3 separate regions of the Homo sapiens genome follow, and regions 2 and 3 are each linked to region 1. A link is a loop called in an ENCODE intact Hi-C map of the cell type or tissue named here. Cell type or tissue: GM12878. All regions are shown on one strand. Region 1 holds the start of LINC03129 (long intergenic non-protein coding RNA 3129). Region 2 overlaps LINC03006 (long intergenic non-protein coding RNA 3006). Region 3 overlaps LINC03006 (long intergenic non-protein coding RNA 3006).

What was found. Peaks named below come from ENCODE experiments on the same cell type or tissue, not always from the same donor. Only the 100,000 strongest peaks of a DNase experiment are listed, where the experiment ranks them.
Region 2: it touches region 1 in a loop (6-fold over the local background); 4 of 110 quality-filtered maps call a loop at or near these places.
Region 3: it touches region 1 in a loop (7-fold over the local background); 4 of 110 quality-filtered maps call a loop at or near these places.

What each region holds. Positions count from the first base shown.
Region 1 is chr7:65,837,501-65,845,500 of GRCh38, reverse strand. LINC03129 (long intergenic non-protein coding RNA 3129) reads right to left here and starts at 5,797. Exons shown (of 1, transcript XR_002956508.2): 1 at 3,099-5,797. RefSeq lists an enhancer at 5,948-6,459. In GM12878, a CTCF peak has its summit at 4,850 (motif pointing right); a DNase peak (open chromatin) is centred at 4,860.
Region 2 is chr7:65,731,066-65,739,065 of GRCh38, reverse strand. The region is part of intron 2 of LINC03006 (long intergenic non-protein coding RNA 3006); the gene reads left to right. Among named protein-coding and RNA genes, the nearest start is that of SNORA22, 20 kb to the left of the region's middle. In GM12878, no CTCF peak of the experiment used is centred here; no DNase peak of the experiment used is centred here.
Region 3 is chr7:65,718,372-65,726,371 of GRCh38, reverse strand. The region is part of intron 3 of LINC03006 (long intergenic non-protein coding RNA 3006); the gene reads left to right. It also overlaps the pseudogene INTS4P2. Among named protein-coding and RNA genes, the nearest start is that of SNORA22, 33 kb to the left of the region's middle. In GM12878, a CTCF peak has its summit at 3,916 (motif pointing left); a DNase peak (open chromatin) is centred at 3,911.

The DNA of each region.
Region 1 (8,000 bases):
CTTCAGCTTCTGTTGTAGCAAGCAAAATAAAAGTTATATATATATTTAAACTAAAACACAATAAAAAATACGTAAAGTTACTTTTTTTTTTGAGAAGGAGTCTCACTCTGTCACCAGGCTGGAGTTGTATTTTTGTATTTTTAGTAGAGACAGGGTTTCACCATGTTGGCCAAAATTGTCTCGATCTCTGGACCTTGTGATCCACCTGCCTCAGCCTCCCAAAGTGCTGGGGATTACAGGTGTGAGCCACCGCACTCATCAAAGTTATTTTCAGTCCATTAATCTATCTACTTATCTAGCTACCTATTTGCACAAAAAGAGGTATGAATTAATTTTTTTTTTTTTTTTTGAGACAGAGTCTCTCTTTGTTGCCTAAGTTAGAGTGGAATGGTGTGATCTTGGGTCACTGCAACCTCTGCCTCCCAGGCTCAAGAGATTCTCGTGCCTCAGCCTCTCAAGTAGTTAAGATTACAGGCATCACCATGCTCAGCTAATTTTTGTATTTGTAGTAGAGATGAGGTTTCACTATGTTGGCCAGGCTGGCCTCGAACTCCTGAATTCAAGTGATCTGCCTGCCTCAGCCTCCCAAAGTGCTGGGATTACAGGCATGAGCTATCATGCCTGGCCATATCACCTAATGTTAAGAGTTATTTCTTGGTGGTTGAAAATTTCATGATTTGCTACTTGCTTCTTTGTACTTTTCTTTCCTCTCTCCTCTCTCTCTCTCTCTCCCCCTCCCTCTTTCTGACAGGGTCTCACTCTGTTGCCCAGGCTGCAGTCTCAAACTCCTGGGTTCTAGTGATCCACCTATCTCAGCCTCCCGAGTCGCTGGGACTACAGGTGCACATTATCATAACTGGTTTTTAACTTTTTATAGAGATGGGATCTTGCTATGTTGTTCATGCTGGTCTCATACTCCTGGCCTTGAGCAATCCTTCTACCCTGCCTTCCCAAAGTGCTGGGATTACAGGTGTGAGCTATAGCACCCGGCGTGCTTTGTACTTTTCTATAGGACTTAGATTTTATATAATAATTACAAATAATTTTTACAAAAGCAGTAGTCATTCTAAACTTTTAAAAATTAAGCAGTGATTAAGAAAGAGCTACAGAAAGTAGTATTAATTCAGCACCTATTATATGCTAGATATTTTGCATATAGCGGATCACCTAATCCACATATCAAGGCAAGAATTATAATCTTTATTTTCCAAGAGAGAAAACTGAGGCTTAGAAGCATTTGTTAATTCTAGAGTTACACTGCCGCTGCCAAAATAAGTGCCCCCTCCCAGCAGCCTGCCCACTGCTGGTCTTATCAAATTCAAACCCCACTTCCACCCCCACATCTGTGCACAAGAATGTTCACACACGCGCACACACACACACACACACAAACACACAATTTCTGCAATATTCCATCTGACTAGGTCAGGAACTTGTCATGACAAACCAAATGCAATACCTATTTCCTGACCAAAGCTGTTATTCAATATCTCTATCACTTGAGAAATAGTTTGATTTCATGTTGACAAGGGTCACACTGAGGTCTTAAGAGAAGTAACAATTACAAAGCATCCTAGTCCCTGTGAAAGGGTGTGATGTTCAGATACATCCAGCCCTTTGAGATGCTCTGCTGGAAGGTGGTTGAGGTGCAAAGTACTATTGACTCATGGTCATCTTGGTCCATGGTCATTAATAATGATACTTTGTACTTCTTTCATGTTTGTGCTAAGGGTGGTTTCAAAACCTGGAAGAAGCTTATCAACTTCTAGGCATTCAAATATCTCTTTCACAATATATAGATGTGTGTGTGTATGTGTATGCTATGAAAATATACACATATATACATATATGAATATATATACACACACATACATATATAAATATTTACAGTATACTAATAAAAAAGTAAATTCTTTTTTTTTTTTGAGATGGAGTCTCACTCTGTCACCCAGGGTGGAGTGCAGTGGCTCGATCTCAGCTCAATTCCATCTCTGCCCCCCCAGATTGAAGCGATTCTCCTGCCTCAGCCTCCTGAGTAGCTGGGATTACAGGCACCTAATTTTTCTATTTTTAGTAGAGACAGGGTTTCACCATCTTGGCCAGGCTGGTCTTGAACTCCTGACCTCATAATAGACCCACGTCGTCCTCCCAAATTGCTGGGATTACAAGCATGAGCCACTGTGCCTGGCATAAAGTGAATTCTTAATCATCCTTGAAAAGAAAATGGCAGGCCAGGTGTGGCTCTCACCTGTAATCCCAGCACTCTGGGAGGCTGAGTTGGAAGGATCACTTGAGCCCAGGAGTTTGAAACCAGCCTGGGAAACATGGTGAGACCCCCTCTCTACAACAAATATAAAAATTACCTGGGCATGGCAGCTTATACCTGGGGTCCCAGCTACTCAGGAGGCTGATGTGAGAGGATCACTTAAGCCAAGAAAGCAGAGGTTGTGGTGAGCTGAGATCACACCACTGCAGTCCATCCTAAGTGACAAAGCAGTACCTTGCCTCAAAAAAAAAAAAAAAAAAAGAAAAGAAAAGAAAAAAATTGGTATCCAAGAAAAATTTAAAATCTCTCTCTACATAGAAATGTATATAGTCATAGTGTATTAATCAAAAAGTAAATTCTTAATAGTTCATGACAAGCAAATGGCAAGCCAGGCATGGTGGCTCATGTTTGTAATCTCAGCACTTTGGGAGGCCCAGGCAAAAAGATTGCTTGTGTCTAAAAGTTTGGGACCAGCCTGGGCAACCTAGTGAGAACCAACCTCTCAGAAAAAATCAGAAATTAGCCAGGCATGGTGGCATATGCCTGTAGTCTCAGCTACTCAAGATGCTGAGTTGGGAGGATCACTTGAGGCCAAGAGGCCAAGTCTGCAGTAAGCCATAATCACATGACTACACTCCAGCCTGGGTGACAGAGCAAGACCCTGTCTAAGAAAACTATAAAAGAAAAAGAAAACTATAAAAAATATAAAAAGAAGACATGAAGTGAGAAGCTACCATGTCCAGGGCAAAGACAAAGGGCCCAAGCAAAAGCCCATTCCCCTCCTCACCCCCAGTAGACAAGAAAAACCATGAGACACTAAATAAAACAGAAATCACTGTGAAACCACACAGGCAGAATTTACTATCGATTTGTCAGAAATCCACTCTCAAGGTTAAGAGACAGTTTTTGCTAAGGCACTCTGCTGTAAAGTGAACAAATGAGAGTCCAGGGAAGCTTTAGGCTCCTTGATGCTGTTGACCATCAAAGGCTTAAAGCTGGATCTGGAAGAGGCAACTGTGAGGCAAGAGCAAAACCAGAAGAGGCTACCATGAGGCAAAAGATGGGCCTTGAGTGGCCACTGTGAGGCAGAAGATGGGCCAGACGAGGCCATTGTGAGGCAGGAGCTGGTGTAAGAGAGACCACCATGAGACAGGAGCTGGGTCTTGGGAGGCAGATCTGAGGTAGGAGATGGGCCTAGTGAGGCCACTGTGAAAAAGGAGCTGGGCCTAGAGAGGCCAGTGTGAGGCAGAAGCTGGGCCGGTTGAGGCTGCCAGAAGTCAGATAGGAACATGGCCGGGGAAGGCCACCATGAGGCAAGAGCTGGGCCTGGAAAGCCTGCTGCGAGGCAGGAGAAAAGCCTGGAGAGGCCATTGTCAGGCAGGAGCTGGGCCTGTTTAGGCTGCCACGAGGCTGACAGTAGGCCTGGAGAGCTTGATTTGAGAAAATTTTGAGCCTACAAAGGCCACCAGGAGCTGGGCAGAAGCTGAGTCCAAGGAGGTTGTTGTGAGGCAGGAGTTGGGCCTGTAGACACAGCAGGGAGGAAGAGCTCGGCCTGCAGAGGATGCCAGGAGGCAGCAACTGGGCCTAAAGAGGCCGACTTGAGGAAGTTCTGGGCCTGGAGAGGCCGCCAAAAGGGAAAAACTGGGCCTGGAAAGGCCGTTGTAAGGAATGAGCGGGGCCTAAAGAGGTCATTGAAAGGCAGGAGCTGGGCTTGTCGAAGCTGCCAAAAGGCAGGAGTTTTGGACTGGGGAGGCTACAGTGAGGCAAGAGCTGGGTGTGGAGAGTCCGCTGTGAGGTAGAGGCTGGGCCTGTACAGACCTTAAGAAGGCAGGAGCTGGGCCTGGAGAGGCTGACTTGAGTTCAAGTTCTGGGCCTGAAGAGGCCACCAAGTCAAAAGCAGGGCCTGAGAAGGCCACCAAGAGGCATGAGCTGGGCCTGGACAGGCTGATGGGAGGAAGTTTTGCACCTGGAGAGGCCACCAAAAGGCAGGAGCTGGGCCTGGAAAAACCAACTGGAGGACGATTTGGGTCTTCAGAGGCCACCAGGAGGCAGGAGCTGGGAAAGAAGAGGCCAATTTGAGGATGATTTGGGCCTGCAGAGGTTGCTGGGAGGAAGAGCTGGGCCTGGAGAGGCTGACTGGGGGAAGTTCTGGGCCTGGAGTGGCCAAAAAGCGAAAGCTAGGCCTGGAAAGGCCACAGTGAGGCATGAGCGTGGCCTACAAAGGCCATTGGGAGGCAGCAGCTAGGCCTGTAGAGGCTGCCGAAAGGCAGGAACCTGGTCAGAGGAGGCCATGGTGAGGCAAGAGGTGGGACTGGAAGGTGCACTGTGAGGTAGAGGCCAACAACAGGCAAAAGCTGGGCCTGGAGAGATGACAAGAGGAATGAGCTGGGCCTAAACAGGCCAGTATGAGAAAGGACCTCGGCCTAGAGAGGCCAGTGTGAGGCAGGAGCTGGGCCTGGACAGGTTGCCAGAGGCATCAACTGGACCTAAACAAGCCATTGTGAGGGAGGAGCTAGGCCTGTTGAGGCTGCTGGGAGGCAGGCGGGAACTTGGCCCACGGAAGCCACTGTGAGGCAAGAGATGGGCCTGGAGAGGGAGCTAAGAGGCAAGAGCAGGGCCTGCAGAGGCTGTTCTCAAGCCAGAGCTGGGTCTGTACAGGCCACTGCAAGGCAGAAGGTGGGCCTAAAGAGCTTGACTTGAGGAAGTTTTGGGCCTACAAAGGCCGGCAGTAGTTGGGCAGGAGCTGAGCCATAAAAGGTTGTTGTGAGGCAGGAGTTGGTCTTGTAGATACAGCCAGGAGGAAGAGCTAGGCCTGGAGAGAATGCCGGGAGGCAGCAACTGGGCCTGGAGAGGCCGACTTGAGGAAGTTTTGGGCCTGGAGATGATGTCCCGGGACAGGAGCTGGGCCTGGAGAGGCCACTGTGAGGCATGAGCTGGGCGTAGAGAGGCCAGTGTGTGGCAGGACCTGGGCCTGTCCAGGCTGCCAGGAAATAGGTGGAAACTTGGCCAGGGAAGGTTGCCATGAGACAAAAGTTGGGCCTGGAAAAATCATCGTGAGGTATGAGCTTGGCCTAAAGAGCCATTGGGTGGCAGGAGCTGGGTGTGTAGAGGCTGCTGAAAGGCAGGCGCTTGGCTTGTGGGGGGCCACGGTGAGGCAGATGCTGGGCCTGGAGAATCTGCTGTGAGGCAGATATTGGGCCCGTAGAGGCTGACAGAAGGCAGGAGCTGGGCCTGGAGAGGCTGCCAGGACACAAAAGCTGGGCCTGAAGAGGCTGCCAAGAGGCATGAGCTGGGCCTAAAGAGACCAGTGTGACAAGAGATCGGCCTGGAGAGGCCGACTTGAGGAAGATTTTGGCCTAGAGAGTCTGTCAGGGGCAGGAACTGGGCCTGGAGAGGCCACCGTGAGGCATGAACTGGGCCTAATGATGCCAGTGTGAGGCAGGAGCTGGGCCTGTCAAGGCTGCTGGGAGGTAGGCAGGAACTTGGCCAGGGATGACCTCCGTGAAGCAAGAGCTGGGCCTGGAAAGGCCATTGTCATGCAGGAGCTGGGCCTATCCAGGCTACCAAGAGGCAGAAGATTGTGCTGGTGAGCTTGACGTGAGGAAGTTTTGGGCCTACAAAGGCCTCCAGGAGCTGGGCAGGAGCTGAGCCAAAAGAGATTGTTGTGAGGCAGGAGGTGGGCCTGGAGATTCAGCTAGGAGGAAGAACTGGGCCTGGAGAGGCTCACTTGTGGAAGTTCTGTGACTAAAGAGGTTGCAAAAAGGCAAAAGCTGGGCCGGAATGGCCACCATGAGGCAGGAGCTTGGCCTAGAGAGGCCACTGGGAGGCAGGAGCTAGGCCTGTAGAGGCTGCCGAAAGGCAGGAGCTTTGCCTGGGAGGCTGTGGTGAGGCAGATACTGGGCCTGGAAAGTCTGCTGTGAGGCAGAGGTTGGGCCTGTAGAGGCCAATGGGAGGCAGGAGTTTGGGCTGAAATGGCAGACTTGAGAAAGTTCTCAGTCTGGAGAAGCCACCGGGATGCGGGAGCTGGGCCTGGAGAGGCCACTGAGAGGCATGAGCTGTGCCTAAAGAGGCCAGTGTTAGGCAGGAGCTGTGCCTGAAGAGGCGACTTGAGGAAGTTTTGGGCCTGGACAGCCCGTCGGAGGCAGGAGCTGGGCCTGGAGAGGCTGCCGTGAGGCATGAGCTGGGCGTAATGAGGTTAGTGTGAGGCAGGACCTGGGCCTGTCGAGGCTGCCGGGAGGCAGGTAGAAACTTGTTCAGGGAAGACCTCCGTGAGGCAAAAGCTGGGCCTGGAGAGTCAGCTGGGAGGCAAGAGCTGGGCCTGGAGATGCTGTTGTCACACAGGAGCTGGGCCTGTCCAGGCCATTGGGAGGCAGAAGGTGGGTCTGGAGAGCTTGACTTGAGGCAGTTTTGGGCCTACAAAGGCCACCAGGAGCTGGGCAGGAGCTGAACCAAAAGAGGTTGTTGTGAGGCAGGAGCTGGGCCTCCAGGCACAGCCAGGAGAAACCTCAGCCTTTAGAGGCCACCTGGAGGCAGCAGCTGGGTCTGGAGAGGCCAACGGAAGAAGGCAGGAGCTTGGCCTTGAGAGGCTGACTTATGGACATTTTGGGCCTGTATAGGCTGCCCAGAGGCAGGAGCTCGGACTAAAGAGACTGTTGTATGGCAGGAGCTGGGCCTGTACAGGCCACTGGGAGGCAAAAGGTGGGCCTCAAGAGTCCACTGTAAAACAGGAGCTGAGTCTTGGAAGGTGGCTGTGAGGCAAAAGATGGCCCTTGGGAGGCTGATGAGAGGCAGTAGCTGGGCCTGGTGAGGTTGACTTGAGAACCTTCTCTCTGGGCCTGGAGAGAAGGCTGGGAGGCAGGAGTTGGGCCTAAAGAGGCCATTGTAATGATGGAGCTGGGCCTGTGGGGGCTGCCATGAGGCAGCAGCCTCATCTGTGGAGACTGCCATGAGGTAGGGTATGGGCCTAAATAGGCCATTGTGAGCCACAAGCTTGGCCCGTAGAGGCCGACTGGAGAAAGTTCTGGACCTGGAGAGGCTGCCGGGAGGCAGGAGCTGAGCCAAAAGATTCAAGCGCATTACATTTATTAGGCACTTTATTTCCATTATTACATTGTAGTATATAATGAAATAATTATAGAACTCACCATAATGTAGAATCAGTGGACATGTTAAGCTTATTTTCCTGCAACAAGATGGTCCCATCTGAATTGATGGAAGAAAGTGACAGATAATCAGGTATTAGATTCTCATAGGGACAGCACAACCCAGATCTCTCGCATGCACGGTTTGCATAGGATGCATGCTCCTATGAGAATCTAATGCTGCTGCTGATCTGAGAGAAGGCGGAGCTCAGGCGGGAATGTGAGCAATGGGGAGTGGCTGTAAATACAGATGCAGCTTCCCTCACTCAACACCACTCACCTCCTGCTGTGTGGCTCCTTACAGCTCCATGGCTCAGGGGTTGGGGACCCCTGCTGAAGTGCATCCAAAAGGACCATTCCCACACCAGTCTTCATAGCGGTCAAGTGCAGCAACCACTTAGCTCCCAAGGCATGTGCCTCAGCTGGCATTTCATCACAATCAACAGTAAGCAGTAGCTTGAGTCATTGTGAGGTCACTTCCTGGAAATCACCAGCATTCCGTTTCCCATTGGCAAGGAGCTCAGCACTGCCCCTTGGATAACCAAACCTATCCCCAAATCCCATCTGTGTGAGTCTATCTCCAGGGACCCTTC
Region 2 (8,000 bases), 110 kb after region 1:
GTGCACCTGTAATCCCAGCTACTCAGGAGGCTGAGGCAGGAAAATTGCTTGAACCTGGGAGGCTGAGGTTGCAGTAAGCCGAGATCGTGCCACTGCGCTCCAGTCTGGGCCACAGAGTAAGACTCTATCTCAAAAAAAAAAAAAAAGATTCTTGTTATGATGACCAGGCTCGTCTCAAATTCCTAGGCTCAAGCAATCCTCTTGCCTTAGCCTCCCAAAGTGGTTGGATTATAGGCATGAGCTACCGTGCTGGCCAAAATAGAATGTTAGTGACACACCCTACATTGAATTTACTTGGAAGGCTGATTCTTTTCCCATGCCCTCCCTAGGAGAGTGAGCTGGGTGTTAGGACCTTAACTCTGCCCATAAGATGCTCAGGCCAGGAGAGATGCCCTTCACCCCTTGGATTACAAGGGTTTCAACTCCCTTTCTGCTTGTTTGAGCCTTGCCCTCAGTTCTTTTTATCCCTGCTCTGCTGTGCTTGTTTCAAACAACACATTTTTGGACTGTGGCATGAACGGCTCATCTTCAGAGAGTCTGTTTTAGTTGTGTTTCCTAGGATCTGCATCTGCCTCTTCGCGTGTAACTTTGGTAGCCCTTGTGCAGGTCTTGGAGTCTCCAGTGACTTTTTGTCTTCTAGTTTTGCTGAATATGGGATTTCTGCCTCATTCCCCCCCACTATGTCTCCCTATCACTTTGCATAATTTCTAGGAGGAGGAAGGGGAAGATTCGGTCAAATATTGCTGCAGTTCTTATACTATAATCATATTGCTTTGTAATATAAATTTCCCCCACTTTTTCCATTATAAAGATAGCTGTAGGCCAGATGTGGTGGCTCATGTCTATAATCCCAGCGCTTGAACCCGGAAGGTGGAGATTGCAGTGAGTTGAGATTGCACCACTGCACTCCAGCCTGGACGGCGACAGAGCCACGCACTGTCTCAAAAACATAAAAATAAATAAATAAATGAATGTTTCATCTTTTATATAGCTGTATAGACATAGATGTATAACCATATACCATACCTGGATATAGACACACGTAGAGATTTATTTGTTCAAAAATGGGGGCTCACATTATATATATGTTCTGCAACTTCCTTTATTCATGTGACATATCATGGGCATATTTCCATGGTGTGACTTATTTTGAATGCTAATGTTTATATTAAATCACATTTCAAACTGTGTTCTTTTAAGACATTCATGCTATTTTAATGTATTGGTATTATTTGTTTATTTATTTATTTTGAGATGGAATCTTTCTCCGTCACCAGGCTGGAGTGCAGTAGCGCGATCTCGGCTCACTGCAACCTCCACCTCCTGGGTTCAAGCGATTCCCCTGCCTCAGCCTCCCAAGTAGCTGGGACTACAGGTGTGGACCACCATGCCCAGCTACTTTTTTGTATTTTAGTAGAGATGGGGTTTCACCATGTTGGCCAGGATGGTCTCGATCTCCTGACATCGTGATCTGCCTGCCCCGGCCTCCCAAAGTGCTGGGATTACAGGTGTGAACCACCGTGCCCAGGCAGCAATGTATTGCTATTTAACATATTGATATGAAATATTAAATTTGTTAGCAAATATTTTATACACACAGATACAAAAAGCATCTGTACACCTACTATCCTACTTAAAGGAACATTATTACTATAATGCCATTGATTAACTCTACATACCTTTTCTCAATCTCATTTCCTTTCTTACTTTCAGAAGTAACTACTCTCCTGCAGTTTATGTTGTAAGTTATCATTTATGACATTAAATGATATTCTCTTTTTAAAGTTTCCAATGGCTATTGGAGTATCACAGTAATCACAGTAACTGAGAATGTTCACAGTATTGCTGTAAAAATTCTTATATATGTGGCTCCTCCAATCATACAACTTTCTTTTTTTTTTTTTTGAGACAGAGTTTCACTCTTGTTGCCCAGGCTGGAGTGCAATGGCGTGATCCCAGGTCACCGCAACCTCTGCCTCCCGGGTTCAAGCGATTCTCCTGCCTCAGCTTCCCCAGTAGCTGGGATTACAGGCATGCATCAATACGCCTGGCTAATTTTGTATTTTTAGTAGAGACGGGGTTTCTCCATGTTGGTCAGGCTGGTCTTGAACTCCCGGCCTCAGGTGATCCGCCTGCCTCAGCCTCCCAAAGTGCTGGGATTACATGCATGAGCCACTGCGTGCCTGGCCTCTTTTTTTTTTTTTTTTTTTTTTTTTAGACAGAGTCTCACTCTGCCACCCAGGCTGGAGTGCAGTGGCGTGATCTTAGTGCAGCCTTAACCTCCAGGCTCAAGCCATCCTCCCAACTCAGCCAAGTAGCTGGGACTTGAGGTGTGTGCCACCACGTCCCACTAATGTTGTTTATTTTTTGTAGCGATTAGGTCTCAATATGTTGCCCAGGGTGGTCTTGAAATCCTGGGCTCAAGCGATCCTCCCACCTAGGCCTCCCAAAGTGGTGGGATTAGAAGCATGATCCACCACACCCAGCCTACTCATGAAAGTTTCTCCTGAGTGTCTCCCTCAGGTGGAATTGCTGGGTTGTATAAATTGCGTGTGTTTAGTGTTACTAACACCATATTGTTTTCCGGAGTGTTCGTTCCAATTTACTATACTTTAGAAGGCCATTATCAGTGAATAACTTTTTAAAAAGGAGTACATGATTCTAACACAATTAGCCATTAGAAAATTTGTGGCTGGGCACGGTGGCTCACTCCTGTCATCCCAGCACTTTGGGAGACTGAGGTGAGCAGATCACCTGAGGCCAGGGGTTTGAGACCAGCCCGTCCTACCTGGTGAAACCCCCGTCTCTACTAAAAACACAAAAATTAGCTGGGCATGGTGGTGCCTGCCTGTAATCCCAGTTACTTGGGAGATTGAGGCAGGAGAATCACTTGAACCCAGGAGGCAGAGGTTGCAGTCAGCCGAGATCACGCCACTGCACTCCAGCCTGGGCAACACAGAGAGACTCCGTCTAAAAAAAAAAAAAAAAGAAAAAGAAAAATTAAAAGAAAATTTGTTAGCTTAAAAAATGTGATCTGTAGAAAACCTTTCAGAGCCGGGTAAGGCGGATCACACTTGGGCTTGAGCCCAGGAGTTGGAGACCAGTCTTGGCAACATAATGAGACCCAGGCTCTACTAAACATAAAAAACCAGCCTGGCATGGTGGCACACACCTGTGGTCCCAGCTACTTAGATGGCTGAGGCAGGAAGATTGCTTGAGCCCAGCAGTTCGAAGCTTCAGGAACAGTAGTATGACGTGCATTACTTTTGACTAACCAATTGTGATTAAAAACTTTGCAAAATAAATTGCTAATATTTTTATTATGGCTTCATTTTGCTGTATTGTATTTGGTTCACATGTGCTATTATTCCAGTAAGAACAGCAATTAAACTTTTTTTGTTTTTTTTTTTAGAGAATCTGGCTCTGTCACCCAGGCTGGAGTGCAGTGGCGCAATCTCGGTTCACTGCAACCTCTGCCTCCTGGGTTCAAGTGATTCTCCTGCCTCAGCCTCCTGAGTAGCTGGGATTACAGGCGCCCGCCACCAGGCTCGGCTACTTTTTGTATTTTTAGTAGAGACAGGGTTTTGCCATGTTGGCCAGGCTGGCCTCGAACTCCTGACCTCAGGTGATCCTCCCACCTCGGACTCCCAAAGTTCTGGGATTACAGGCGTGAGCCACTCCGCCCAGCCTAATGAAGCATATTTTAATCTGTTTCATAGTTTTGCCTTGTCTGGCAAGATTACCTCCTGGTTGTTACACTATATGTGACCACTCATTAGTGTCTTCTAGGCAACTATATATATATATTTTTAATGTGATATGCTTTAGCAAAACAGCGTCTACAATACTGCCATCTCATGCCCACAAGTATTAATACAGGTGTGAGTGTGAGGTGGATTCCAGGACCATGAAGAGGTAACAGATTTTATTTTAATTAATTAACTAATTAATTTTTTGGAGGCAAGGGCTCGCTTTTTTACCCAGGCTGGAGTACAGTGGCATGATGACGGCTCACTGTAACCTGGAACTCCTGGGCTCAAATGATCCTCCTGCCTCAGCTTCCCAAGTAGCTAGGACTATAGGTATGCACCACCACACCCAGCAAGATTTTGGTAAATATAAATATTTTATCTGAAATCTATTTAATATTAAACATTTATGAAATACAAATAATAGGTAACTCTTCTAGCCATCCACATTTACATACTTGAGTTTCTTTTCCCCTCAAAACAACTTCTCAGTTACAACTTACACTTAGATACAAACATTTGGTGTTTAACATTTTGTTTCCTTTATTATGCTTTTAAAAAAACTACTTCAGGCTGGGCACAGTGGCTCATGCCTGTAATCCCAGAGCTTTGGGAAGCTGAGGTGGGCAGATCACTTGAAGTCAGGAGTTTGAGACCAGCCTGGCCAACATGGTGAAACCCCATCTCTACTAAAAATACAAAAATTAGCCAGGCATGGGTGTACGTCTGTAATCCCAGCTACTTGGGTGGCTGAGGCAGAAGAATTGCTTGAACCTGGGAGGCAGAGGTTGCAAGATTGCTCCACTGCACTCCAGCCTGGGTGACAGAGAACAAAAGCAAAATATATACAGGTTCTTGACTAGATTGTTATTTCAGACCCCTATTAGGAACCCCACCATGAATTGTATAATTTTTTAATCTCATTATTTCAAAATATCAGAATTCATCCTCTGAATCCTTTATCAGAACCACTTCCCACAGACTTGGTGTTATGGTAAACTGAGGAACAGAGATACTGATATGGGAACACAGGAAGATATTCATTTTAAGGTAAGCACTGGCTCAGTGGATTCACATCTAAAAAGCTGAGCCTAGAACAAAGACAGAGGTGGGGGGTTTATAAGCAGGCTTACAAAAGCAAAACAAAGGCAGTTAATCATATAGTGCATAACTTGTGGCCTTGCATAGCTGGTGGCCTTGTAGCTGCATCGAAAGAAAAACAAGAACTGGCTAAATACAGACATTTGTAAAACACAGTCACGCTTAAGAGGCTAGGGAAAGGAGTGGCTGGGCACAGTGGCTCACACCTGTAATCCCAGCACTTTGGGAGGCCGAGGCAGTGGATCGCTTGAGGTCAGGAGTTCCAGACCAGTCCAGCCAATGATGACACCCTGTTTCTACTAAAAAAGTACAAAAAAAATAGCCGGGCATGGTGGCACATGCCTGTAATCCCAGCTACTTGGGAGGCTGAGGCAGGAGAATCGCTTGGACCCGGGAGGCGGAGGTTGCAGTGAGCCAAGATCATCCCATTCATTGCACTCCAGCCTGGGCAACAGAGTGAGACTCTGTCTCAAAAAAAAACAAAAACAAAAACAAAAAACAAAAAAAAGCTAGAGAAAGGAGAGTAACAGTAAAGTAATTTGTCTTTCTCCTTTTTTTTTCTTTCAACCTTGCTCTGGAAGAGGGAGAGGTGTCTGGAGCCTGTTCCTTTGGTCTTGGCTTTTCGGACAGCGTTATTTTATAACTGTCCTTTAAGTGAGCTGCTAAGCAGAGGAAAACTTGTTTCTTTTCCTTTTAACCTTTGCCTTGCCTGCTACTTTTCTTGAAGTGAATGAATGCATATTTATTTTTAAATTTTCTGCCTCACTGGCAGATATTAAACTGGATGTCCCCAAAAACTTGCAACCATTTTCTTACTAATAAAATCTGGAAATATTATTTATTTAGTTTTATAATAAAGACAGGGCCTTACTTTGTTGCCCAGGCTGGTCTCAAATTCCTAGGCTCAAGCAATCCTCCTGCCTTGGTCTCCCAAAGTGCTGGGATTACAGGCGGGAGCACCGAGCCTGGCCTCAAAATCTGGAAGTATTGAATATAGGGCACATCCAATCCAAGAGCATCAGGCCTCTTGTTACCGGATAGAATTGTGTTTTGGTGACTAGGCACAGTGGCTCATGCCTGTAATCCCAGCAGTTTGGGAGGCCAAGGTGGCCAGATCACTTGAGGTCAGGAGTTCGAGACCAGCCTGGCCAACATGGTGAAACGCTGTCTCTACTAAAAATACAAAAATTAGCTGAGCGTGGTGGCATGCACTTGTAATCCCAGCTACTAGGGAGGCTGAGGCAGGAGAATCACTTGAACCCAGGAGGCGGAGGTTGCAGTGAGCACCACTGCACTTCAGCCTGGGTGACAGAGGGAGACTCGGTCTCAAAAAAAAAAAAAAAAAAGGATTGTGTTTTGGTGGGGAGGGTCCTGTAGCTAAGGGCAGGGATGCTGTGACCATGTGTCCTGCCCCAGGGATTGCATCCTCTGTGTGGGTGAGCAACTTAGAGTGAGCCTGGAGTGCAGACTGTCAGCCTCTGAGGTTTCAGGTTGTGTTTTAGAGTGGACCTTGATGCCCAGCTCCACCCAGCTAACGCCAGTGGTAAATGTTTGGGGGAAACACCTCTTATTTGTTGTAGTTAACATACAAGGAGCTGGGCAAGTGACACATGGGATAAATTTTTTTTTTTTTTTGAGAGGGAGTCTTACTCTGTTGCCCAGGCTGTAGTGCAGTGGCATGATCTTGGCTCACTGCAACCTCCTCTTCCCAGGTTCAAGCAATTCTCCTGCCTTGGCATCCCAAGTAGCTAGGACTACAGGCATGCGCCACCATGCCCCGCTAATTTTTGCATTTTTGTTAGAGACGGAGTTTTGCCATGTTGTCCAGGCTGGTCTGAAACTCCTGACCTCAGGTATCCACCTGTGTCGGTCTCCCAAAGTGCTGGGATTACAGGCTTGAGCCACTGCGCCGGGCCAGAAATTTTTGAAACAGAAAGAAATAGGCTGGGCGCAGTAGCTCACACCTGTAATCCCAACACTTTGGGAGGCTGAGGAGGGAGGATCGCTTCAGCCCATGAGTTCGAGCACAGCCTGGGAAACACAGTGAGAACCCCCCCCCCCCAATCTCTATTTAAAAACATAATAAAAATTAAAAATAGGCCAAATAGGTCAAACCTGGATTTCAAAAGAGGACCCCCACGGGGATTTCATTAATTGCAGAATCAGTGCCGCGGTCCCTTGCTTCCCTCACCTACTCTTATCCCAAGTGGCGGTGGCGGCAGCGCAGAGCAGCTTCTGAAGGTCCAGGAGCTCTTTTGTTCCTCCTCTGCAAAGCAAAGGTGCCACAGGGCGCGGCTTTCCGAGAAAGCGTACTCCGCACGGTGCACCTCTCCGTCTGCAGGCGCTGAGCCCCCGGAGGAGGAGGGGGCAGGCTCGCGGAGCCCCTACCCTGGGGCGGGGCCAAGGCGTCCTCCCAGCCCGGCTTTGCAGAGCAGAGATCTGGTGTCTCCAGTTTACGGAGGCACTTTCAGAACTGATCAGAAGCCACCCCGCTTATCAGCAGATCTCAGGAGAGTGTTCAGTGGAGGCCCTGCCGGTCTGCACAGCTCACCTCCCTGGGAACTGCTCGCCTGAGCGTCGGAGCCGGCCCTGGCCCCCTGCAGCCAGAAAGTTGCAGCCGCAGGAGCCCCGGAGGCCCAGGACGCAGGGTAAGTCCCTGCCTTGTGCCTTCCCTGTGCCCAACTTTCTGATTTCGCCGACTTTCCTTTTCCTCTTCCAGGCTTCCTGTCTGAGTCTACATTTATTCTGCTTAGTCGCATAGGCAGATCATTTCCTAGAATCTCCAGGCTTTCTTTTCATTGATTTATTTTTTGGGGTAGCTTCACTGTCTAATCTCTCAGCAGCTGCCTGTTTCCAAACAGCATGAATGAATGATGCAGTCCTGCGCAGGAGCACTCTCAGTGCAAAATTGGGGCCATCCCAAACTCAGAGTTGAAGTGTCCGACTTTGTCGTCTCCTTTCCCATTAGAATTAGAATTAGAATTTTAAAATAAGTACTTACCAGGTACATTGTTAATAACGATACAACTTCAAGTTGGGAATTAAGTTAATCATGCTTTCATTCATTAAATGTATTTACTATCTTTTTCTTTTTTTCTCTTCTTTTCTTTTCTTTCTTTTCTGAGACCGTCTCATTCTGTCGCCCAGGCT
Region 3 (8,000 bases), 120 kb after region 1:
ACTCCTGACCTCAAATGACCCACCTGCCTCGGCCTCCCAAAGTGCTGGGATCACCTGCCCACTCCCTTGGTGAGGAGCCCCCTAGGGCACCTCCACCTCCTGGAGCACAAATGTTGTTGAGATGAGCAGCTTGAGACATGGTATGGACCTATGCGGAGGTGTCCCTAGACAATGATGGCATCAGAGTGAGAGGCTGGATGAGGATGTGTCTGGGGGAGCTTCGAGGTGCTGTGATGTGTAAGAGATCATTAATTCCAGGATGCCACCCCAAGGAGAATATGCATGGACCAAAGATGAGGGGTCCCCAGGAGGGTGAACCAATAGTAAGGCCCCCAGATTCCATCCCTAGCCAGGCTCCCTGCTAAGTGGCAATTAGAAAAATTCCTCTTTACAGAAAACAGAGCATCAATTAGGTCCCCAATTACAGAGCCAGTCCTCTACCCTCTAGTGAAAGCTTCCAGTGGACAAGAAAAGCTTGAGAAAGCCAGAAGGAATAGGAACCCACAGCTCAGGCCGGGCCGAGGCTTCATAAATCAAAAGGACATTTTTTTTTTTTGAGAGATAAGGTCTCACTCCATCACCCAGGCTGGTGTGCAGTGACCCAATCATGGCTCACTGCAGCCTTGAACTCGTGAGCTCAAGTGATCCTCCCAGCTCAGCCTCCTGAGTAGCTGGGACCACAGGTGCACACCACCATGCCTTGCTAACTTTTATTTTTATTTTTGAGACACAGTCTCGCTCTGTCACCCAGGCTGGAGTGCAATGGTGCATTCTTGGCTCACTGCAACCTCCGCCTCCTGGGTTCAAGTGACCCTCCTGCCTCAGCCTCCCAAGTAGCTGGAATTACAGGTGCATGCCACCAGGCCCAGCTAATTTTTGTATTTTTATAGAGACAGTGTTTCACCATGTTGGCCAGGCTGGTCTTGAACTCCTGACCTCAGGTGATCCGCCCACCTCAGCCTCCCAAAGTGCTGAGATTACAGGCGTGAGCTACCGTACCCAGCCCATGGCTAATTTTTAAACTTTTTTGTAGAGATGGAGTCTCACTATGTTGCCCAGGCTGGTCTCAAGCTCCTGGCTTCAAGCAGTCCTCCCACCTCAGCCTCCCAAAGTGCTGGGATTACAGGCATGAGCCACCATGCCCAGCCGCAGAAGGGCAATTATTACACAGTGACAGTGGAAGGAAGAGAGAGACACAGTCGGTGGATGGTGGGAAGATAAGAACATTCACTCTGAGGGCTTCTAGTAATGTTGGAGAAGTGAGTGTCAGCTGAGCAGAAGGGAGGGAGGGAAGGAAGCACAGGAGGTTTGAGGAGAGAGAGAGAGGAAGTATGAAATCGCTGTTGCAAACCTCCTGGGGGAATGTAGAGGGGTTGCCAGGAAGCCCACTTGAAGTCTGAATTTAAAGTGAAAGTCCAGCCAGGCCAGGTGCGGTGGCTCACGCCTGTAATCCCAGCACTTTCAGAGGCTGAAATGGGTGGATCACCTGAGGCCAGGAGTTCATGACCAGCCTGGCCAACATGGTGAAACTCCATCTCTACTTAAAATATAAAAATTAGCTGGGCAGGGTTGTGGGCACCTGTAATCCCAGCTACTCAGGAGGCTGAGGTGGGAGAATTGCTTGAACCCAGGAGACAGAGGTTGCAGTGAGCTGAGATTGCGCCACTGCACTCCAGCGTGGGTGACAAGAGCAAAACTCCGTCTCAAAAAAAAAAAAAAAAGTCAAAGTACAGCCAAACATGGTGGCTCACACCTGTAATCCCAGCACTTTGGGGTGTTGAGGTGAGGAGGATTGCTTGAGGCCAGGAGTTCAAGAGCAGCCTAGGCAACATGGCGAGACCTTATCTCTATAGAAAATTAGAAAATTAGATGGGCATGGTGTGGTGCACGCCTGTGATCCCAGCTCCCACAGAACCTGAGATGGGAGGATCGCTTCAGGAGATGGAGGCTGCAGTGAGCTCTGATCACACCACTGCACTCCAGCCTGGGTGACAGAGTGAGACCCTGTCACTAAAATAAATAAATAAATAAATAAATAAATAAGTAAATGAATAAATAGATGAATAAAGTGAAAGTGCAGCTGAGTGTGTGCTTTCCCAGTGATGCTTGGCTGTCCAGTTGCAGATGCAAGAGATCCAGCCTGTTCATGTCACCCTTGCCCAGGGGAACAATGTCAGGAGAGAGAGAGAAAAAGGAGGTTTTTTTTCTTCTTTTTTTGAGATGGAGTCTCCCTCTGTCGCCTAGGCTGGAGTGTAGTGGTGTGATCTCGGCTCACTGCAACCTCCACCTCCCGGATTCAAGCGATTTTTCCTGCCTCAGCCTCCCTAGTAGCTAGGATTACAGGCGCCTGCCACCACACCCAGCTAATTTTTGTATTTTCAGTAGAGACAGGGGTTTTGCCATTTTGGCCAGGCTGGTCTCGAACTCCTGACCTCAAGTGATCCACCCACTTCGGCCTCCCAAAGTGCTGGGATTACAGGCGTGAACCACCTCGCCCTGCAGGAGTTGATTTTAATTATGAACCATGATTAAGGAAGGCAATGACCACAGAGAGAGTGACAATGAGGTGGGGAGGCCAAGTGGAGAGTTCTGGAGCAACAGAAGAGAGGTCAGCAGAGAGCTGTCTGAAGTCTCCTTTCTGGGTGATGGAGGGTCCCAGGTGTGACCGCAGGCAGGGAGTGGTGGCTGAGAGGCATGTTGGAAAAGCTCACTGGAGCTGCAGCAGTCTAAGTGCCCAGAGAGATGCGGAGTAGGCTGGCCTGTCCACGTGGGTGACGACACCAACGTCTTGTATGAAATCACTGTTGCAAACCTGCTGGGGGAATGTAGAGGGGTTGCTGCTCTACAAGACGGCAAGAAGGATGGAGAACGCAGTCAGCCAGGAACACAAGTCCTCAATGGATGACGAGGTGCAAGCGGAAGACCAGCAGACAGCAGTCACTGAGAGGGACAGCAGGTGACTCCGCTGCCTTTGAAAGAGAAAGGTCTTGGACACGACCACAGGAACCATGAAGGATATAGACCCTACCTTAGATTCTACAGTACGTGGGGTATAGGAGAAAAAAGAGTCCCTGCACCAGACGGTGCCGGGGGATGTGGGGTCCTGAGGGGCCAGTGGGGTTGGAGAGAGGGGACCCTCCTGCAAGAGGCTGAGTGGTGGCTCCAGAGCCGATGATGTCATCAGAGGAGCTGGGGCAGGATGGGGAGTGGGGAGGAGGGTCCAGTCATATTAGGCAATGCACAGATCTGGGGGGAGGCCTATAGCACAGAGGCTCTGTCCTTTGAGGGTGACTGAACCAACAGGGGAAAGCGAGGCATGGTGAAAATAGCCATGGATGGCCAGCTGTGGTGGCTCACACCTGTAATCCCAGCACTTTGAAAGGCTGAGGAGGATGGATCACCGGAGGTCAGGGGTTCAAGACCAGCCTGGCCAACATGGGGAAGCCCCGTCTCTACTAAAAATACAAAATTAGCCAGGCTTGATGGTGGGCACCTGTAATCCCAGCTGCTTGGGAGGCTGAGGCAGGAGAATTGCTTGAACCCAGGAGGCAGAGGTTGCAGCGAGCTGAGATCACATCACTGCACTCCAGCCTGGGCAACAAGAGCGAAACTCTGTCGGGAAGGGGAGAGGAGGGGAGGGGAGGGGAGAAGGAAGGAAGGATCGAAAGAAAGACAAAGAAGGAAGGGAGAGAGAGAGGGGGAAAGAAAGAAAGAAAAGAGAAAGAAAGAAAAAAAAAGGAAGGAAGGAACGAAGGAAAAAGGGAAGGAGGAAGGAAGGAAGGAAAGAAAGAAAGAAAAGGTAAGAAAGAAAACCGTGGATGACCGCAGACGGCCACAGGTGACATTTCAAGCTGTGAATTTGGAGAGAGAGGGCGCTCCAGGCAACTGTGGGGTGACTGCTCCCCCTGGTGGCCATATATGGCTAAAGCAAGTAGAAGTCCAGACACACCTGGAGAACAGGTGCCATCGCCTGAAAGCAACCGTAACCACGACAACAAGGCCAGGTGCAGAACCCAGGTCTCCCCCCTTTATTAGAACCTGTGGAGAGATCATGAATGTATTCTCCGATATGTTTATTTTCAGGGGTTAAAAAAAAAATCTCCCCAGTGTCACTTCTCCCAGGAACGTGTGTATGTGAATGGCTTAAAAACTGTTGCCCTTGACAAAGAAATGTACCAATCTCCAATGACAGAATATTTAATCGAGGAAAGGTCTCATTAACAGATGTTAATTAATCTCCTTAACAGATGTTAAGGAGAACTGCAAACCACTGTTCAATGAAATAAAAGAGAATACAAACAAATGGAACAACATTCCACGCTCATGGGTTGGAAGAATCAATATCGTGAAAATGGCCATACTGCCCAAGGTAATTTATAGATTCAATGCCATCCCCATCAAGCTACCAATGACTTTCTTCACAGAATTGGAAAAAACTACTTTAAAGTTCATATGGAACAAAAAAGAGCCCGCATCGCCAAGTCAATCCTAAGCCAAAAGAACAAAGCCAGAGGCATCATGCTACCTGACTTCAAACTATACTACAAGGCTACAATAACCAAAACAGCATGGTACTGGTACCAAAACAGAGATATAGATCAATGGAACAGAACAGAGTCCTCAGAAATAACACCACATATCTACAACCATCTGATCTTTGACAAACCTGACAAAAACAAGCAGTGGGGAAAGGATTCCCTATTTAATAAATGGTGCTGGGAAAACTGGCTAGTCATATGTAGAAAGCTGAAACTGGATCCCTTCCTTACACCTTAGACAAAAATTAATTCAAGATGGATTAAAGACTTACATGTTAGAACTAAAACCATAAAAACCCTAGAAGAAAACCTAGGCAATACCATTCAGGACATAGGCATGGGCAAGGACTTCATGTCTAAAACACCAAAAGCAATGGCAACAAAAGCCAAAATTGACAAACGGGATCTAACTAAACTAAAGAGCTTCTGCACAGCAAAAGAAACTACCATCAGACTGAACAGGCAACCTACAAAATGGGAGAAAATTTTCGCAACCTACTCATCCAACAAAGGGCAAATATCCAGAATCTACAATGAACTCAAATAAATTTACAAGAAAAAAACAAACAACCCCATCAAAAAGTGGGCGGAGGATATGAACAGACACTTCTCAAAAGAAGACATTTATGCAGCCAAAAAACACATGAAAAAATGCTCATCATCACTGGCCATCAGAGAAATGCAAATCAAAACCACAATGAGATACCATCTCACACCAGTTAGAATGGCGATCATTAAAAAGTCAGGAAACAACAGGTGCTAGAGAGGATGTGGAGAAATAGGAACACTTTTACACTGTTGTTGGGACTCTAAACTAGTTCAACCATTGTGGAAGTCAGTGTGGCGATTCCTCAGGGATCTAGAACTAGAAATACCATTTGACCCAGCCATCCCATTACTGGGTATATACCCAAAGGACTATAAATCATGCTGCTATAAAGACACATGCACACGTATGTTTATTGCGGCACCATTCACAATAGCAAAGACTTGGAACCAACCCAAATGCCCAACAACGATAGACTGGATTAAGAAAATGTGGCACTTATACACCATGGAATACTATGCAGCCATAAAACATGATGAAACTGGAAACCATCATTCTCAGCAAACTATCACAAGGACAAAAAACCAAACACCGCATGTTCTCACTCATAGGTGGGAATTGAACAATGAGAACACATGGACACAGGAAGGGGAACATCACACCCCGGGGACTGTTGTGGGGTGGGGGGAGGGGGGAGGGATAGCATTTGGAGATATACCCAATGCTAAGTGACAAGTTAATGGGTGCAGCACACCAACATGGCACATGTATACATATGTAACAAACCTGCACATTGTACACATGTACCCTAAAACTTAAAGTATAATAATAATAAAATAAAATAAAATAAATAGTTAATGAATGGAGTTCTGCAGGCTTTGCTTTAAAGAACAGATCTACAGTATTTTATTGGGGAATGTAATCTCAGTGTCATCTCTGAGGCATGTTTACTGCTATATCTCTATCGAGCACCTGAAGTAAGTAGTGCCTGGAACAGAGGAATGACTCAGGGTGTGGTGACTGGACTGGATGGCACTTTCAAAGCACTGGACCTGTCCCACGATGGGGCAGTGAGTTTCCCGTCCCTCTACCTATAAGGTACCTAAAAGGTTTAGCCTTGCGTGTGGTAGATGTGCTTTGAAGGGGGTTTAGGAGACAGTCTAGGAGATGACCCTTAAGTAACCTGCCTACAATCTCCTTTACACTCAGGTGATCAGTGAAGTTTTTTTTCAGGGACAATGTAAAACAGTAGTTCTGCTGGTATCACTGACTACGTATTAGAATCACCTATGAACTCTTAAACACTAGTGCCCATAGGCCCTATTCTCAGGATTTTGATTTAATTAATGTAGGCTGACACCTATTCATCTGTTCTTAATGCTTTCTGAGTAATCCTAAAGTGCAGTGAAGGTGGACAACCACTAATGTGGAAAAAAACAAAACAAAACAAAAACACTCCAATATGCAATACAACTTCACAGCTAGCTCAGAACTAGTTCTCTGCAGGTCTCATAATTTATAATAATTTCTGCTTGGAAGCCAGAAGGCCCGTTCCTTTATTGTCACCATAGCCGAAAAGCGTAATCTTCAAGGCCTGATTCATCCTTACCTCCTCCAGGAAGCCTTCTCTGCCTGTTCCAGCCTATTTTTCTGTCCCCTTATTGTACTTCCTGCCAGTGCTTGCATCCCTGCTTTGACTCATATCCCTTTGGCCCTTCTCTCATATCCCTTGTGCCCTTCTCCTTTCCTTTCCTGAGCCTCCACCACACTCCAAATTGAATACTCTAAAAGGTTTAGCCCTGCATGTGGTAGAGGTGCTTTGAAAGGGTTTTTTAGGAGACAGTCTAGGAGATGACCCATCCTGTGCATGTCTACTCACCAAACCCTGTTTTATAATTGCCTGCCCATTTGTATGTCTCTGAATGAAACTGTGTACACCCCGAGAGGAAGAACTGTGATATATTTACCTTGGCAACCACAGCACTTAGTGCATGCAATAGAGTAAACACAATTGCACAAATGGATGGAAGGAAGGATGAATGAGTGGACAGATGGATGAATGAAGGAGTAGTACTCTTTGTGGGGCTTAACTGCACTGTCTGAATTGATTAGTGTCTCTACTACATTTCTCATGTGTCTCTATTACATCTATGTAACTTGGGAAAGAATATTTCCTAGTAATCGCTTTTTCCCATCCATAAATTTTATCTGCCAGCTGACTGACTCACAGCCTGAAAGGAACTTGTTTATTATAGTTTTCTGTAATAAAAGACCAAATCTTAACGTCACATTACAAGATTAGAAAAGGTCTTATCATTTACTGAACCCTTACTGGGTCCTGGGGGCTTTAAATTCATTATCTCTTTATGTCAACTCCTCCTATTTGTCAGTTGTAGAATCTGAGACTCAGAGTTTAAAGTAACTTGCTTCAAACCACACTCAGCAGTAGTTGAGATTCAAGCCTAGGTTCTTTCCCACAGAGGCTCATTTCTTCTCCTGTCCCAGTTTCTGTCCCTCAAGTAGAGACTATAGGGGTACTAACATTAAATACTTCAACACAAGGTCAGTCTAGAAGCTCCACGAGGACCCAAACCCGACAGACCTGGACCTTAACAGTGTTCTGAGGATCCTGCACATGCTCCAGGGTTGCATCAACATCCAGGGCAACCACCAACCCAGAGTTAAACTGCAAAGGGTTGTCTGACTCGCCCGCTGGCTCAATGATGGTGGCTGAGGCTTTGTGGATCTGTAAGCCAGAGGAAAATCCTATGATTCTAAAGCCAGGTCATTCCTGGACAAGAAAACACATCTTTTTTCTGTCTCCTTATCTAATGAGTGGGCATGTGGGAGCCACTCAGAGGAAGAGCCTAGCCCAGCTGCTCCATTGGTCAAAGAAGATCACCAAGGTAAAGATT